Linked DNA regions of Mus musculus: region 2 is linked to region 1. The links are chromatin contacts, found by Hi-C or POLR2A ChIA-PET in ENCODE. All regions are on one chromosome and are shown on one strand. Each heading gives the region's core, a stretch centred on a gene start or an enhancer-like site at or near the end of the contact. The rest is flanking DNA. Distances are from core to core; before and after follow the strand shown.

The links. A loop is a pair of places that touch in the nucleus more often than their neighbours do. ChIA-PET counts read pairs that join two places held with the same protein, here RNA polymerase II (POLR2A).
Region 2: a loop to region 1 is called in a map of regulatory T cell, with 2.1 times the contacts of the local background. The contact joins two enhancer-like sites. A Hi-C loop is called at or near these places in 2 of 37 maps with a recorded cell type or tissue (left cerebral cortex and regulatory T cell). POLR2A ChIA-PET finds 5 or more read pairs at or near these places in 1 of 5 experiments (Patski).

Annotation. Positions count from the first base shown.
Region 1 is chr13:63,182,140-63,189,863 of GRCm38, forward strand. The region is part of intron 7 of Aopep (aminopeptidase O); the gene reads left to right. Among named protein-coding and RNA genes, the nearest start is that of Gm30409, 54 kb to the left of the region's middle. Within about 2 kb of position 5,017, at least 1 of the 3 ENCODE cell types and tissues checked has a DNase peak (open chromatin) inside an H3K27ac peak, as active enhancers do.
Region 2 is chr13:63,136,191-63,143,914 of GRCm38, forward strand. All of the region lies in intron 5 of Aopep (aminopeptidase O), which reads left to right. Among named protein-coding and RNA genes, the nearest start is that of Gm30409, 7.7 kb to the left of the region's middle. Within about 2 kb of position 4,766, at least 1 of the 3 ENCODE cell types and tissues checked has a DNase peak (open chromatin) inside an H3K27ac peak, as active enhancers do.

The DNA.
Region 1 (7,724 bases), core at 3,767-6,266:
AGTGTCTGGACTGGAGTTTTGGCATATACCTTTAGGACCAATGAAATAGCTGATGACACATAGCTTCCAGGCAGCTGTGCAAAGAAAGATAAAAATGCAAAATGAGAATAGGGACCAGCACTGCCTAAGCATGCTGGCCTCTGGCCGAGACCTGTCCATTTTCAAAGTCCCAGCCTTGCTGCCTGAAGACTTTCCTCCCTCTATGCTCATCAATAAGTTGCTAACACTGAAACAACTTAAGTGTCCTCTTAGAGGCTTAGATAAAGAGAATATGGTAGATCCATGAAATAAACCATTAACTTACAATAAGAATGAGGGTTGTCACCTGCTTGAGCATGTCATGTGAACCTTTAATACAGTGTAACTTAGGAAAGGAACCAGACACAGAAGCCTACATGCTTATGAGTTCACTTCTCTGAATCATCTAAGCAAATCTGTAGAGACACACAGACTAATGATATCAAAGGTTGCCGTACTGAAAAGGGATTGTCCATGCTTATGGTGTTTCTGCAGTGTTAAAGAATGTTCTGAAGTTAGGTACTCATGATAGTTACACTGCCTTATGAATACAGTAGAAGTTATTGGATATGCCTTTTGTTTTAAGGTTGGTTTGCTTGTTTACATGCCCACCTACTTATTTATTGTGTGGTGGGGTGCTTGTGCATAGGTAAAGACCAGAAGAAGCCACAGTTTGTCTTCTGACACTCTCCACATGTTCCTTTGTGACAGAATCTTCTCCCTACACCTTGTGTTTCTGGTTTTCTCAGCCATGCCCCAGAAATCCACCTGCCTCAGCTCCCCTCAGAGCTGGGGGTTATAGGTGTGTGAAGAGGCCAAGCTTGTGTGGTTGCTGGGACCCAAGGTCCAGGCCTCACGATGCACATGTGCCCTTCACTGCTGCCACGTTTCGAGTTTCCGGTCTCTGGTTTTTGAGACAGAAGTTCTATGTGTTGTCCAGGTGGCCTAGAACTCATTCTTTAGCGCAGGGTGACCTCAGACGTGCAGTAATCCTTTCTTCTTTCCTCCTCCTCCTCCTCCTCCTCCTCCTCCTCCTCCTCCTCCTCCTCCTCCTCCTCCTCCTCCTCCTTCTCCTTCTCCCTCTCCCTCTCCTTCTCCTTCTCCACCTTCTCCTTCTCCTTCTTCGATATTTTCTTAATTTACATTTCAAATATTTTCCCTTTCTAGGTCTCCCCTTTGGAAACCCCCTTCCCCCTCCCCCTGCCTCTTGTATCAGTTTCTCTTGTGATGGAATTTCAGGTATGAGCTACCATGGCCAGCATAAATGACTCATTTTTAAAAATATTTTTTATGAGTTATTTTCCTCATTTACATTTCCAATGCTATCCCAAAAGTCCCCCATACCTCCCCACCCCACTCCCCTACCCACCCACTCCCACTTTTTGGCCCTGGCGTTCCCCTGTACTGGGGCATATAAAGTTTGTATGTCCAATGGGCCTCTCTTTCCACTGATGGCCGACTAGGCCATCTTTTGGTACATATGCAGCTAGAGTCAAGAGCTCCAGGGTACTGGTTAGTTCATAATGTTGTTCCACCTATAGGGTTGCAGACCCCTTTAGCTCCTTGGGTACTTTCTCTAGCTCCTCCATTGGAGGCCCTGTGACCCATCCAATAGCTGACTGTGAGCATCCACTTATGTGTTTGCTAGGCCCCGGCATAGTCTCACAAGAGACAGCTATATCAGGGTCCTTTCAGCAAAATCTTGCTAGTGTATGCAATGGTGTCAGCGTTTGGAGGCTGATTATGGGATGGATCCCTGGATATGGCATTCTCTAGATGGTCCATCCTTTTGTCTCAGCTCTAAACTTTGTCTCTGTAACTCCTTCCATGGGTGTTTTGTTCACAATTCTAAGAAGGGGCAAAGTGACCACACTTTGGTCTTCGTTCTTCTTGAGTTTCATGTGTTTTGCAAATTGTAACTTATATCTTGGGTATTCTAAGTTTCTGGACTAATATCCACTTATCAGTGAGTACATATCATTTGAGTTCTTTTGTGATTGGGTTACCTCACTCAGGATGATGCCCTCCAGGTCCATCCATTTGCCTAGGAATTTCATAAATTCATTCTTTTTAATAGCTGAGTAGTACTCCATTGTGTAAATGTACCACATTTTTTGTATCCATTCTTCTGTTGAGGGGCATCTGGGTTCTTTCCAGCTTCTGGCTATTATAAATAAGGCTGCTATGAACATAGTGGAGCATGTGTCTTTCTTACTAGTTGGAACATCTTCTGGATATATGTCCAGGAGAGGTATTGCGGCATCCTCCGGTAGTACTATGTCCAATTTTCTGAGGAACCACCAGACTGATTTCCAGAGTGGTTGTACAAGCTTGCAATCCCACCAACAATGGAGGAGTGTTTCATTTTTTTTAATGGTAAATTTTACCAGTCTAAAATCTTTAAAAGATTGATGGAATCAGGGAACATTCTCTCCATGCATAACAACTCTGAATACCAGTTGAGTTACCCAGCGACTGTCTGAGGGAGAGATAGAAAGTGAAATTAGGGCAGGGGGCACTGGGCAACTTTGGGCCTGGATGAGACCCAGAAGCCATTTCTAGTGTAGGGTGCTCAAAATATCTGCAGAGGTCATTGGTATGAGAGCTGTCACTCAGGTATAAAAAGGTGCAGTGTGTCTTCCTCATTTCCCTCTGAAGGTGATCCTGGCTATTTTTACATTATCAATGCTCAAAGGCCCTTTTGAGAAGCTATGTGTGTATGTTCTGCTACTAGCACTGAGCATTTGACAATCACTGGGTGTTTTGGTAATTCTGGTTTTTGCTCTTCCTGGCAGTACTATGGCAAGGATCTTAACACTTGATGTTTATGGACAGCACGAGATATAAAAGATCACAGTAGGGCACGGTTGCCAACAAGACTGAGAACTCTAGCTAAACTCCCAGCCACTCATCCCATGTGTCCAGCCGAAAAGCAAGTGTGCCTCACACTCGCGCCTGTAACCCCTCTTGCTGAGGATGCCCTTTACACTCCGCTGCCCCCACACTGGCTAACAGAACAACAAAGGCCCTCTGCTCTTCCTTGAGTCAGGCTGGGGCCTTCCTTCCCCTTCCCTCAAGCAGAGCCCTGTGTGCTGCTGGAGTTCAAGCCCTGTTTCTACCCACTTCTCTTCTCACAGAATGAAGCTGGGTGGAGCTTGCTCCATTTGCCTTTCTCCATGCTGGACAAACATGGTCTTCCATTTTTATATTTTCTAGCTCTTCTGATTTTTTAATTTAAAATTTTTGTTTTGTTATTATTGTTTTGGGGAAAGGAGGGGGAGACAGACAGACAGACATCCTACTCAGACCATCAGGCCATCATATTTACCTGTCTCTTGTTTTTGATCCGTTTCAGGCTTTGTTTCTTAGAGGGAGTTTCAGATTTGTTGCCATTCTGAATCATGTGGCATTTTGGGTTTGTGATGATTGCTGCTTGCTGCTTGTTAATTTATTAATTTCTTTGTTTGAGTCAGGTTCTCTCAGTATAGTCCTTACTGGCCTGGAATTCACTCTGTGGTCCAGGCTGGCCTCTTACCCACAGATATCTGCCTGCCTCTGCCTCCCCAGTGCTGGGAGTAAAGATGTGAGACGCCTGACAGTTGGTCCTTTATAAAGTTTCACTCCTTTGCTTTCTACCCAGCTCATCAAAATGTGTTCACTCCTTTGAGTTTGCACCTTTCTGCCAGCTGTTCTTTCTTGCCTGGTTTAGCAGGTGACCTCTCCTTCATGTGTTGCTCATGATCCTCTGAACACACCTCCTTCTGCCCCAAGTCATCTTAGCAATTGCCCTTGTCAGCAGCACTAGGGTGATAGATACTCCACTGGCTGCATCTAATGCAGGCAAATGGTCCTGCTAGGAAACTCCTCCAAGTAAACTCGCTAGACTCGCAGTTAAATCTATTTGATAAGCTTAGAGTCTCCCACACAATATTAGTTCAAGTGTCCACAGCGTTTGCCCTGTTCACTTTATTGACGCTGCAAGTGCTAGCTGGCAGCAAGTCTTTGTTCCTTTTGGCCATTTTATACACAAAGGTGTTGCAAAAACCAAATAGTCCATCCTCACCTCTGAGTTCCGTGCATTCTTCCCAGAGTGCTGTGAGCTGTGGGTGAAGGGTGGGTGCAACTTCCTGCAGCTCTAAGCAGCACTGGGATTTCACTGCTCCTTTTTGTGAGATGATGATAATGAGGTATCAGAGAACAGCTTAAAGACAAAGGCTGCAAAGACTTAAGGCTTCATTTGTATGCAGTGGGGTGTGTGTGTGTGTGTGAGTATAGTGTGCACTGTGTTGGTATGTTAGCAAGCGTGAAAGCACTTGTCTACATGCATCCTCTGGAGTGTCTTCTCTGACCTCTCTGTACCTTATGCGCTGAGGCAGGATCTCCTCGTTCTGGCTGATCTATCCAGCATTCTCCCCATCTCCACTTTCCACCTGGCACTTCTGTTGGTACTAGGGTTCATCCATGCTTGTACTGAGCTGTCTTAGCAGCCACCATCTCTTGATTTTGCTGATGAGGGAACTCTGCTTCATGGGGCTGCACATGGCACACCCACCCAGTGTTCACAGCCAAGTGTTTAGCCAGCATGCACTTTGCCTGTTAGTCTTCAAGGTGCCTATGGATTTCAGATGGAACTTAGAGGCAGTTTCTACTTAAGAGTTTCACTTCCTCAGAGTTAGGGTGTAAATGAAGCTCTGCTCCTTGTTGGGGTGGCTACCTTTGACAAGTAGCATATAGTGGCAGTTGGCAGCTGGCATCCACAAGCACAAGAGGGATGCTGGCAGATAATCTGTGTGAGCTGGGCAGGTCAGACAGAACCAAACACCTAAGTGACTAAGCACCTCACAGAGGCCGTTCTCTTAATTTTACCCCTGATCATAGCTGAGAAGGACCAGCCCTTTCTTAAGGCTCCCCTTTCCAAATGGAATCCCTATGCGTCAGATACAACCATCACTCAGAAAGTATTCAGATAGCTTCTGTGAGTGTGCAGGAGAGGCAGGGTAGAGTCGAGGAAGGTCGTGTTCACCTCGGTTGTTGTATTTGGTGCCAGGTACAACAGAAACCAAGAGCATATGAGCCCAGACGACCTTGGTAACTTGATCACCCACATTCCATGCATGTCAGGAGAGGGGTAAACTGGAGCCTGCTAGCTGCAGCATGACTAACACTTTGCTTTTACACCGTGGTTTTAGTTATATGAACTTCATCATAGGCTGTGCAGTGAGGAAAGAAAGCTTCTAAGAAGGAAAGAGAGTCTCTGACTCACTCCTGAGGATTTTGCGGAGCTATGTAAGGGCCTTCCTCTCGAGGAAGCCCTGGAGTATATGATCTTTTCTACCCACCCCTGTTCTTCAGCTCCTAATAGGCATCCTCACAACTCCTTCCTCATCAGGTTCTTGTAAGGGAGGCGGGGTGCTGAAGAGGACTCATAGTTCACAGCACAGAGGCCCTGGTCTTCCCCAGGCCACGTTGCTGTTAGTGCTACCCCAGCTTTCCATCCGCCATGTGTGCACCTGGGTATGGATAATGGACTGTAAAGGAAAGTTGACCTCAACACATGGTGTATATGTTTCTTACACAGGAAGCAGGCAGAAGGCAGGCAGTCTGGGCTAACGTGGGGCTCAGTTTATGCCAGAGAGAAGGTTTACCGTGGGTTTATCCCCTCTGCTCTCTGGGTACACTGACTCACTACCTTATGGTTGCAGAGTGGCTGCTACAGCGTCCTCTGTCATCTAGAGGTTGAGGGTGAGTGGACAGAAGAAGTATAGTAGTAAGCAGTTGTCTGCAGTGAGAGAAGCAAAAGTTTCTCCAAGCCCAACCTCCACTTCCTCTACTGCCCCCCCCCCTTGTATTTGTTTCCAGTCCTTTGTGGCACAAAAGTTGTAAACTCCATTTTGCTACCCATGTGTCCACTGATCTGAGGGAAAAGTGGATACTGTTTTATTTGCATGTTTTCTTAACTTTTAAAAAGTTTCCTTTTTGGGATTTCATTTATCTGATTGGGTTCTCTTGAGAGAAAAATCTCACTTTGTAGCTCTGCCTAGCTGCATATTGTCTCTTCCTGCTCCAACCTCTAAGATACTGGGACTTTAGCCATTCATTAGAATGCTCAGCTTTTCCTTAACATTTTAAGTTAAAATAAAACATGTGCAGTAAAATGCACACATCGTTGCTAGATTGCTCCAGGGAGTCATACTACTCATTCACCCTCTGCAAGGAGTCTGCTCTTCCCATCTGTAGCTAGAGGCCAGTGTTGCTGGGTTCTGGGATTCCAGAAGTAGAAGTGGGAAGGTTCATCTATATGTGCACCTGGTGGGTGTGAGAGCTTCCTCTGTGTGACTGTGAGAGGCAGGCTAGACTTGGTTCCTGCCTTTTCTGTATCGTGTCTCTGCATAGAGCTGGCACCATGACATGTGGCGGTATCCCAGAGACAGAAGCTCGTGGTCTCTGCTGATGGAGTGTCTTTCCTCCTGAAAGCCTCCTCCTGAGTCTTGCAGAGCTTGCCTGTGCCCTGCTCGCTTTAGCCCTATGTCCACTTTAACAGGAATCTCTGAGAGCTTGTATCCCTGCTAGGGATCCTGTCAACGTAAAGGACTGTTTTAAATAATTATTCATTTGGAGAGGAGGGAAGAATAAATTGTAAGAGGAGTGTTTTATGGAAGGTCATTTCTAGGCAAAAGGAAAAACAGCCATTAAAGGTGTCATTGGGAACCGGAGCTGGAAGCCAGCCAGTGAACAGAGATTTGCATCACTGTCTCCTCCCCTTTAGTAGTCTCAGTTCTGAGCACAGAAGCATGAGAACCTTGTAGTGAGTGCCTCACCCTGGGGCTGGGAAGCTGGACCTTGAGAAGGTGTTCTTCTCTAGTAAGACTACAGGTGGTAGGATTTCCCTGGCAAAATTATTGTGGGTTTCCTCATTCAAATAGTCACCTGGGCTTGAGAAGGGCTTGAGAGCAGAGACCTGAGTTAATGTGTATCAGTGGACTCGTGAAGTCAAAAGGGGTGGTGATTCAAGAGGGTGCTCATGTAAGTTCAGGATGCAGGAGAGAAATGGAAACTCTGGAGTCAGTTCCCATAGCTACGCATTCTGACTGCCTTTGCTTCAGACACCTGCTAGTTTAGAGCCTCGTGTCAGCTAGAACTATGCTCCGGGATATTCCACTAAAAATTACTAAGGGGTTCTTTACATAAAGCAATTAGAATATCTTACTACATTGAAGAAGTTGTTATTTTATTCATGGCCCTTGTTGAAGGGTTTGCACAGGACCTGGAGATGAAAGTAGAATTACTTCCACCATACTAGTTAATAAACTGAAGGTTCAAGAGCTTCTGCAACCTTGTAGTGAGTAGTAGATAAGAAAGAGAAACGCTTAGTGGGGTGTGGTGATGCATCCTTTGAGCAGGCTTCGGGGGGGGGGGGGGGGGAGGCACAGGCTGCCCTGCGTTCCGGGCCAGCCAGGGCCAACACAGTGAGAGCTCTCTCAGCAATTCCAGAAGACAAAGAACAGTTGATAATAAACCATCCCGCTCAGATGCCAAAGCCCTACCTTTCTATATTGTCCCTCTGACAATTCTCCCCTTACCTGGCATTAACACACATCTTCCAAAGGATCTATGGCATTTTAGGAAAGCTAAGGACATGGTGGAAAGTACCCTGCTGAATAATGAGGCAGTGGTTTAAATTATGTGTTACCACAAACCCACAGCAA
Region 2 (7,724 bases), core at 3,516-6,015, 46 kb before region 1:
GTCATGGGGGCAGAACAGCGTCTGACAAATGTGCAGCTCCCCACACACTCCAGCCACCTGTTTACAGCACTTAGTTCAGATAGATCCATTGCAATCCAAGTAGGTAAACGTTTAAAATATCTGGACCCATTTCCCTTTTCTTTGTCCAAAATAGTTCTCTCTTCTGTACCTTTAGTTTTATGTCCATAAACCCAGATGAATGCCTTTCTCTAAAAGAAAAGAAGGTGAAATAGGCTGATCTGACTGGAGGAAGTCTCACAAGACACACATGAATCCACTGGTATGGAAGAGTCTTGTGTCTGGAGATGCTTCCTGCTTCCCTGAGGAGTGCTCCTAATTTTCATTTCAGGGAAGGAAAACAGAGACCCCAAGGGTTAAGCCCAGGCCTGAGATGATGCATTAGAACGAACCTACAGCAGACCCACTAGTTCTTCAGCAATTATGATATGTGTCCTCTAGGGTCCTGGGCATCATTTGAAGCAGTTTTCTTTTTTAATTAAAAATAGTACAACTATTATTGCCAGGGGAACAAGTATATACAGAGACCAGAGGAAAACTTTGTGGAGTTGGTCCTCTCCTTCCACCTTTGTATGACTCCAGAGATCAAACTTGGATGGCCAGACTTGCTGGCCTTTACCCAATGAGGCATCTCACTGGGCCTTGTAATCATTTTTAAAAAGCAAAACAAACCAACACAACACAGGCAGATTGTGTAAACTCTGAGCCTCATTGTGCCTGCTCTGCTCTTTCCTTCAGTCTTTGTTAGAAATACACCTAGGTGGCGCTGCTCACCTTATTTGGGAACTGGAAGCATGAGGATCAGGAGTTCAAGGCCAGCCTGAGCCATATGAAACTTTTCTTCAAAGAAACAAAAGTAAATAAGAAGGTGCCTCTGTCTGTGTATGTCATACCTCTAAGAATTATATTCTGGCCTGTCAGGGTAGCATACACCTTCTAGCACTCAAGAGGTAGAGGTAGGAGGATCCAAACTTAAACGTCAGCCTCAGCTACATCGTGAGTTTGAGGCCAGCCTGGCCTTCATGAAATGCTGTCCCCTGACACCAAATTGTTTCGTAGTTAGGGGTTATCTCAGTGGTGAAAATTTTCTTAGCATGCCCTAAACATACAAACCAGTAAGCTCCAGGGGCGCCTCTAGGGATCTCAATTGTCTGCTTCTGACACATTTTCTTACCCATCTGACTCCATCTGAGTTCTATTACGACGAGGCGTTGGAATTTTTGTAGAACTTTTAGGACGTTGGACAGAGTTGGAAGTTAGAATCAGCATGTGTGTCAACTGTCAGGCTAGTGTAGCTGCGGGGAGGTACTGTCCCCAACTTTGTGAGCATAGTACATCTCTGTTTAATATTGCATGATCTGTGGGTTGCTGTAAACTCAGCATGAATTGGAGTGCTGATAGAAAATGAAGGGAAGCACTTTTGCTTTTGTTTTGAATTTAGCAAATTAGTATGTTGACATTTGTCCCTGATGGGTTTCATTGTTTGCCGAAAGGAGTGGGGGGGAGTTGACAGCATGAATGGTGAGTCCTGCAGACTTCTGAGAATTGATAAAAAGCATCTTTGTCCACTGCACAAAAGCACAACAGATATCTTGACAGACATGTTACAAGGGGCAGCTTGTGTCACTGCAGAATAAAACAAATCATGAAAATCTTCTCTGCTGGGCACACTTTTGTACCATTTTGATTTCTCCTTTAATTTCTGGTTATAGTCATCTTTTTGCAAATGGAGGGCAGTGAGTGGTGTTTTAGCAAGTTTAAACCTTGAGTGTCTTTATGTTGTATGTGTATATATAAGTCAAGTGATTTCAAAACACTATAAACTCAGTTGTGGGGGAGAAATTGCCTTAATGACATCCCATATCACCAGATCTCAAGAGGGTCATGGGGGTGGCCTGCATGTGGGACAAGGAACTAGGAGTTGCATACAGAAGAGAAAAAAATATTTTTAAAAGTTTGGATTTACTCAAAACAGAGCGAAAATTCCCATTGTCCATCATCCCTGTAGTTAGATTTGGGGAACAGACTCCTATTCGCATGTCCTTTCCCTCTACATGTCATCGAGCCCTTCTCAGGAAGCTGCTCACATCATATCTTTGTTCAAACTGTATTAAAACATGCATAAAACATACTCAGGAAAACATAAGTACACAGACACACACATACAGGATTTCCAGTAAGAGCCATGATGAAAAGCTATAAATAATGGAATCTATTAGCTATCAGATAATAACACCCATCACTAACAACTGCCAACACTTACACTAATGCAGTCAGACACTGAGAGGAACCATCCATCACCCTTGTCATTTTGTCTGGGAGGAGGAAGCAGGTTCTGAGGGCAGGAGGGAGCAGGAGAGAATGCTGAAGGAGGTGGAGATAAAGCCAATGGCAGTCTGGACTTCACACTGAGAATCTAGGAACTGAGATAGAAAGGTTGGTCACTTAATAGACAAGGAACTTCCCTGTTGAGTGTTTCTCCTCCTAGACTGTGATCTTCAGATCAGAAGGCATGTCCCTTCTTCTCTTTGTCATGTTGCCAGTGTCCCTAACACAGGCCTGGCCTGACACTTAGAAGGCAACCAGTAAATGTTTCTAGAAAGAATGAGTGGTTCATTATCATTGTTCACCTTCTGCCCTAACTGTCCAACTCTTCTGGTACCAGAATGTAATCACCTTGTGCACAAAGGCAGAAAAGGCCTCTACCAGCTGCTAACTTGCTAGTCCAAGGTCAGTCTTTTCCACTTTCAACATCTGTTTTCTCACTTGAAGAGGACATAGACTACAGCTCTCACAAAGCTATTGAAGTTTGATGACACAGAGAGAAGGTGGATGTGAAGGGCCTTAGAAATTGAAAGGAAATCACTATTGACTTTATTAAGTGAAGGGGGTTACCTTTTTTTTGCCATTGGAAAGTCAATTTGCTAAGGAAAATAGAGGCAGCTTTGTAAATGGTATCACAGGATCTCCCCAGAGTAAGGTATGTAACCAGGTGTGGTGTCTTGTTTTGTTTTGGTGTTGTTGGTGTGTGTGTGTGTGTGTGTGTGTGTGTGTGTGTGTGTGTGTGTGTGTGTGGTGTGTGTGTGTGTGTGTGTGTGTGTGTGTATTTTCCAGACAGCCGTGCTCTGTGGTGTCTGTCTCTTGGGTGTCCCTCTAGGTACTTTGAAAGAGGAGAAAACCACAGAACTGACAGTTGTGTGTATTTGGCCCTGGCACAGGTAGAGACACATTGTTTAGCTTCACACCCCAGCAAGAACAAGCTATTCAGATGTTCAGGTTGTTTTCAGTAGAAGAGACAAGGCATGCTCAATTTTATGAAGCTTATACATGTACACAGACATGTACATGTGCACACAGACATGTACAGAAACACACACACACACACGAGTGCGCATTAGTGCTCCCACACCAGCTTGCCTGAGCTACCTCACAAGTGAAGTAGCCATTCTGTAGATGCCACCCCTCCTCCTGCATTCTGGGAGCTGGACTCTGTCTCCTCTGAGTCACCAACCAAGAGACAGTTAACTTTCTAGAGATAAAGTGAGTCCTGGGAAAGCGGGCGAAGAATTCGTCTCCGTCTTCTCTGAGCCTCAGATTTGGACCCTCAAGTTTCCTTTTAGCTCTGAGATTCTTTGAACTTTGAGTTTCTTCCATTTTAATTTGTGGAAATAATTTTCTGCACTTTTCCTGCGAGCGGAAGTGTAAGACACCAGGCTGTCTCTGATGACTGCCAAAGTAGAGATTTCTTAGTGGAAAGTCTGCTTCCTTCTTATGTTGCTTGACACAGCAGAAGTTTCAGGAGAACAGAGGAGCCCAGTGTTCCCTTCTAGAGTTTTTGACGTCATTTGCCTGTGGGTGGGTTACAGTCCACCACGGTCTCTCCAGCCATACTGAATTTTATTATATGTACTTAAAAGACATACCTCAGTGTGGCTGGCCACTGAAAGAAGCTGTTTAGCTTGGGTCTCCAGAGCAAAGCTGTGGCACAGAGCAATTTGGTCTAGTTTCTGGCTACTCCAGAATTTCATCCTGCTGGGTGCAGTTACCATGTTCCTCTCTAGGCCTCAGGCCATTAAGTGTGGAGTGCTCCCTTTATACTCCCTCACAGGGGAACTGAAGGATCAATGCTGAACACTGATTTGGAAGGAATTATCAATCTAAGAGAAAGAGGTGGGGAAAAGAAAAGGCACCATGCTCCTGGGCTCCGCAGTGGACACTGGGCTTTGATTCTTTCATTTAGCTCAGCTATAAAATCATCATATACAAAACAGTCCAGTGAATTTGAGGCCATGGAGAGTTCAGAGCTCTCTGGGAAGACAGAGGCTGACAGACGCAGGCAGGGGAAGCCAGACCTGTTGGAAGTCCCCAGCAAGCTAAGCTTGTTAGCCACACAGCATTTAAAAGTGTAGTTGCAATATGTATGTATGTTTGAGGCATTGAAAATACATTTATTTACACAAATATTTTACTCTTTGAGTGCTTTAAAATATCAGCGTTCAGCTGAGTGATTGCAAAGTTAGCCGCTACTAAATGGAGATGCGAATCTTGCTCTAACATTTTCCTTTCCCCGAGTAAAATATTTTTGCCGTCTTTCCTCATATGTTTTTAGGGATTAGTTTTCAATGCAGAGTAGGCGGTAAATTTGGAGAAATGATTTAAGCTGCCAAAATAAGCAACTTACTCCATGACATTATGGTCTAAAAACACACAGTCAGTCTGGTCTTGCCTGCTAACACGAATAACACTCACTCGGTGAGGCACGTGAGTGGAAATCATGCCCCACAGAGCTGTGACTCAGGTCTGTACTCAGGAAAACTGAGGTAATGGCTATTAATATTTTATTTCATACATTACAGTGTTTGCAAAAGTAAACATGCTGTAGTTAAGGTTACCAGTGCTGCTGCTCCAACGTTACCCAGTGTTTCTTCATACCAGGCTTTTTTTCCACAGATGTTTTAGCCTAAAGGTGACTTTTTCAGAGCCTTAGAGTAAATGAATGAAACACAAGAATAAGACAATCGGGTGACCTGTTATTGTTGTAGAACCACGAGAACATCATGGAAAATGGTGGCAGGTGTCATTCTCTTTCTATTTGTTGTTTTCCTTTCACATTAAACCAGTTATCAGAAATGAAAAATAAATAAAATGTGGTTGAAAAATCTTAGAGCAACCTTACCAGCAGAAAAAAATGTGCAGGTCTTACCAAGTCTTAGTAGACCTGCTTTGGTGACAGGAAGTGGCATCTTCTTGAGTATCTGTGGTATGGCTAAAGTGGTGTCAGACCCATCTTCTGCCTCACATCTCCATAAGCTTCTAGCTATGAAGGAGTCACCAGTTTCAGGAAAAGGTTGTTGGTTGGCTCTGATGTGACTAGGTCCTGTCACAGTGTCCTGCATGCTCAATGAACCTAATGGGTTGGTTTTCTGATGGATACTGTGTCACAGCACTAGGAGTCTTTCAGAACTGAGTGTTATTTTCAGTACAGTTATTCCTCTTGCTGTTAAATGTATGTCTGTCTCAGTGACTCTTACTTGTAGTTCCCTTAGAAATAAGTGACTCAGATGAGAGAGATGAGCACCATGCTTTGTAGACGCTGCTTGGGCCCTGGCTGCTGGTCCCCAACTCCTTAAACTAGTGACTTAGAATGAGCTTCCCCATGTCCCTTCTCATCATCTCTGTTTGGAAGCAGAGCATCCTGGCTAAGTGTGGTTAGTTTCAGAGATAGATGCTGAGCAGATAACTGAGCTGCTGTCATTTCAACTTCAAGGCATTATGGCAGGAAAACCATTGCTAAGAAGAAGGGTGAGTGTTGCGCGCGCTCAACTGGCCAGGAAGAACGACGCTACAACAGGATCCTTCTGCACACATTTATTCAGTCCTGTTTCTTCTTGTTTATATCTCCCTTGTTTATATCTCCCTTGTTTTTATATCTCCCTTGTTTTTATATCTCCCTTGTTTTTATATCTCCCTTGTTTTTATATCTCCCTTGTTTTTATATCTCCCTTGTTTTTATATCTCCCCCGAACCCTGGGCCTCTCACTCCTTTTATACTCTCTCTCATCCACGCACTGCAGGCCACGCCACCTCACCAGTCACGAGGCTTCAGCTAATCAGGGCAGCAGGGGCAAATCTCCACCAAATTGGATTCACCTGTATCCTGGTACACCTGCGCAGCACTCAAGATGTTTGTGTCTTATATGAGGAAGTCAGGTGCAAGTCATATGACTTAGCTGCAGTCCCTGGCGCCTTTGGGACTGCCGCCACACCCGCTCCCCACAATTCCCCCTTTTTTCTTTTTTGGCAGAGAGAATGTCTGTAGATAGCCCCCCGCAACCATGCCCCTTACCCGTCCTTGGGTGACAAACAGCATTGGTTTGATCCCTGTCTTAGGTTGGTGACATGCCCAGGGAGTCTTATCACTGACTACCTCTCTATCATGCCAAGCCACACCTGGGGAGATTGTGTTTTGCTTGTGGCAGGTGCATCAAAAGGCCAGGATGTTAATTAACCTATGGCCAGATCTTAATTGCTGCAAGCAAGCCTCATGGGTGAAGGTAGAGGTCTGATCCCCAGTGTGCAAGCATAGGGGCCCTACACAAAACCATCCCTTAGGCTCATCACCCAGAGAGGTCTTGGCCAGATCCTGTGTCGTTTTTCCTGGGGGAAGGGAACTAGGACACTGAACCTTCATGCAATCAGACGTGCCTTCCACAGGATGCCAACAGCAAGCTATCCTCTGTGCAGTGCTTAGCCTCGCACCCCACGGCATAACGCAGCATAATTTCTTTTAGAGCGGCAAACCGAATCTGAGGAGATTGTCCCGCCTCCACTGCAGCAAAAGCCTATGCTACCATGGCGAAAGTGCGGGCCGCACACTCTGCACCTAACACATGTGCCAAACACAAAACACACACACACTATAACAAGCATACATCCCAGGGCTCTCACCCCCGCTCATCTTCCCTAAAGCAAGGGATAGATAGCCAGAGGGGCTATCTCTTTAAGGGGAATTCAGGGATCAAAAAGCGTGGAAAAATTTGAATGTCATGTCGAGCTGGTATCGGCTTCTGGAATACCGAAAGGATCTCTCATCTCGGCTCCATCCTTTGTGCTTGTGGGATCATCCACCACATCCACAGGGGCAACTGGATCAGGAGCCTCATTCTTGCAGCGTCTCACCAATCTCTCCGGCACCCAAAGAGGTTCCGTCTGGTCCTGTGGGAACACACAAACAGACCCTCTCGCCCACGTCAACACCTGATCTACTCGATCCCCAGGGGGGATGGACACAATACCTCGTGGTGATGAGACCATAACCTCAATCACCTGTGTGTCCATCTGGGGAGTCAATATGAGAGTCAAGTTTTCACTAGCTTCCCCCCTGTTGGGCAATGATTTCTGTGCCCTTATGGCAATCTGATTCACCTGCTTAAACACCTGCACTGGATATCCTGTCTGTTGTTGTGCAAATCGACCTTGATCAAGCAGCATATCTCTATCCCATGCAAATTCAGCTTGATCAGTGAAAATAGGACATCCCAGCAAGGAGAATCTATCCTCTTTCCAGACCTCCGGACAGAAGGTCTGCCCATAGATGGCTGCCGAGGAGGCATAGGGAGGGGGAGCAGAAGCTAATTCACCTCCTCCTCCGCCTCGACTCTTTTATTTTGTCCTTTCTGTCCACCTGATAACACTGTGTCTTTCTT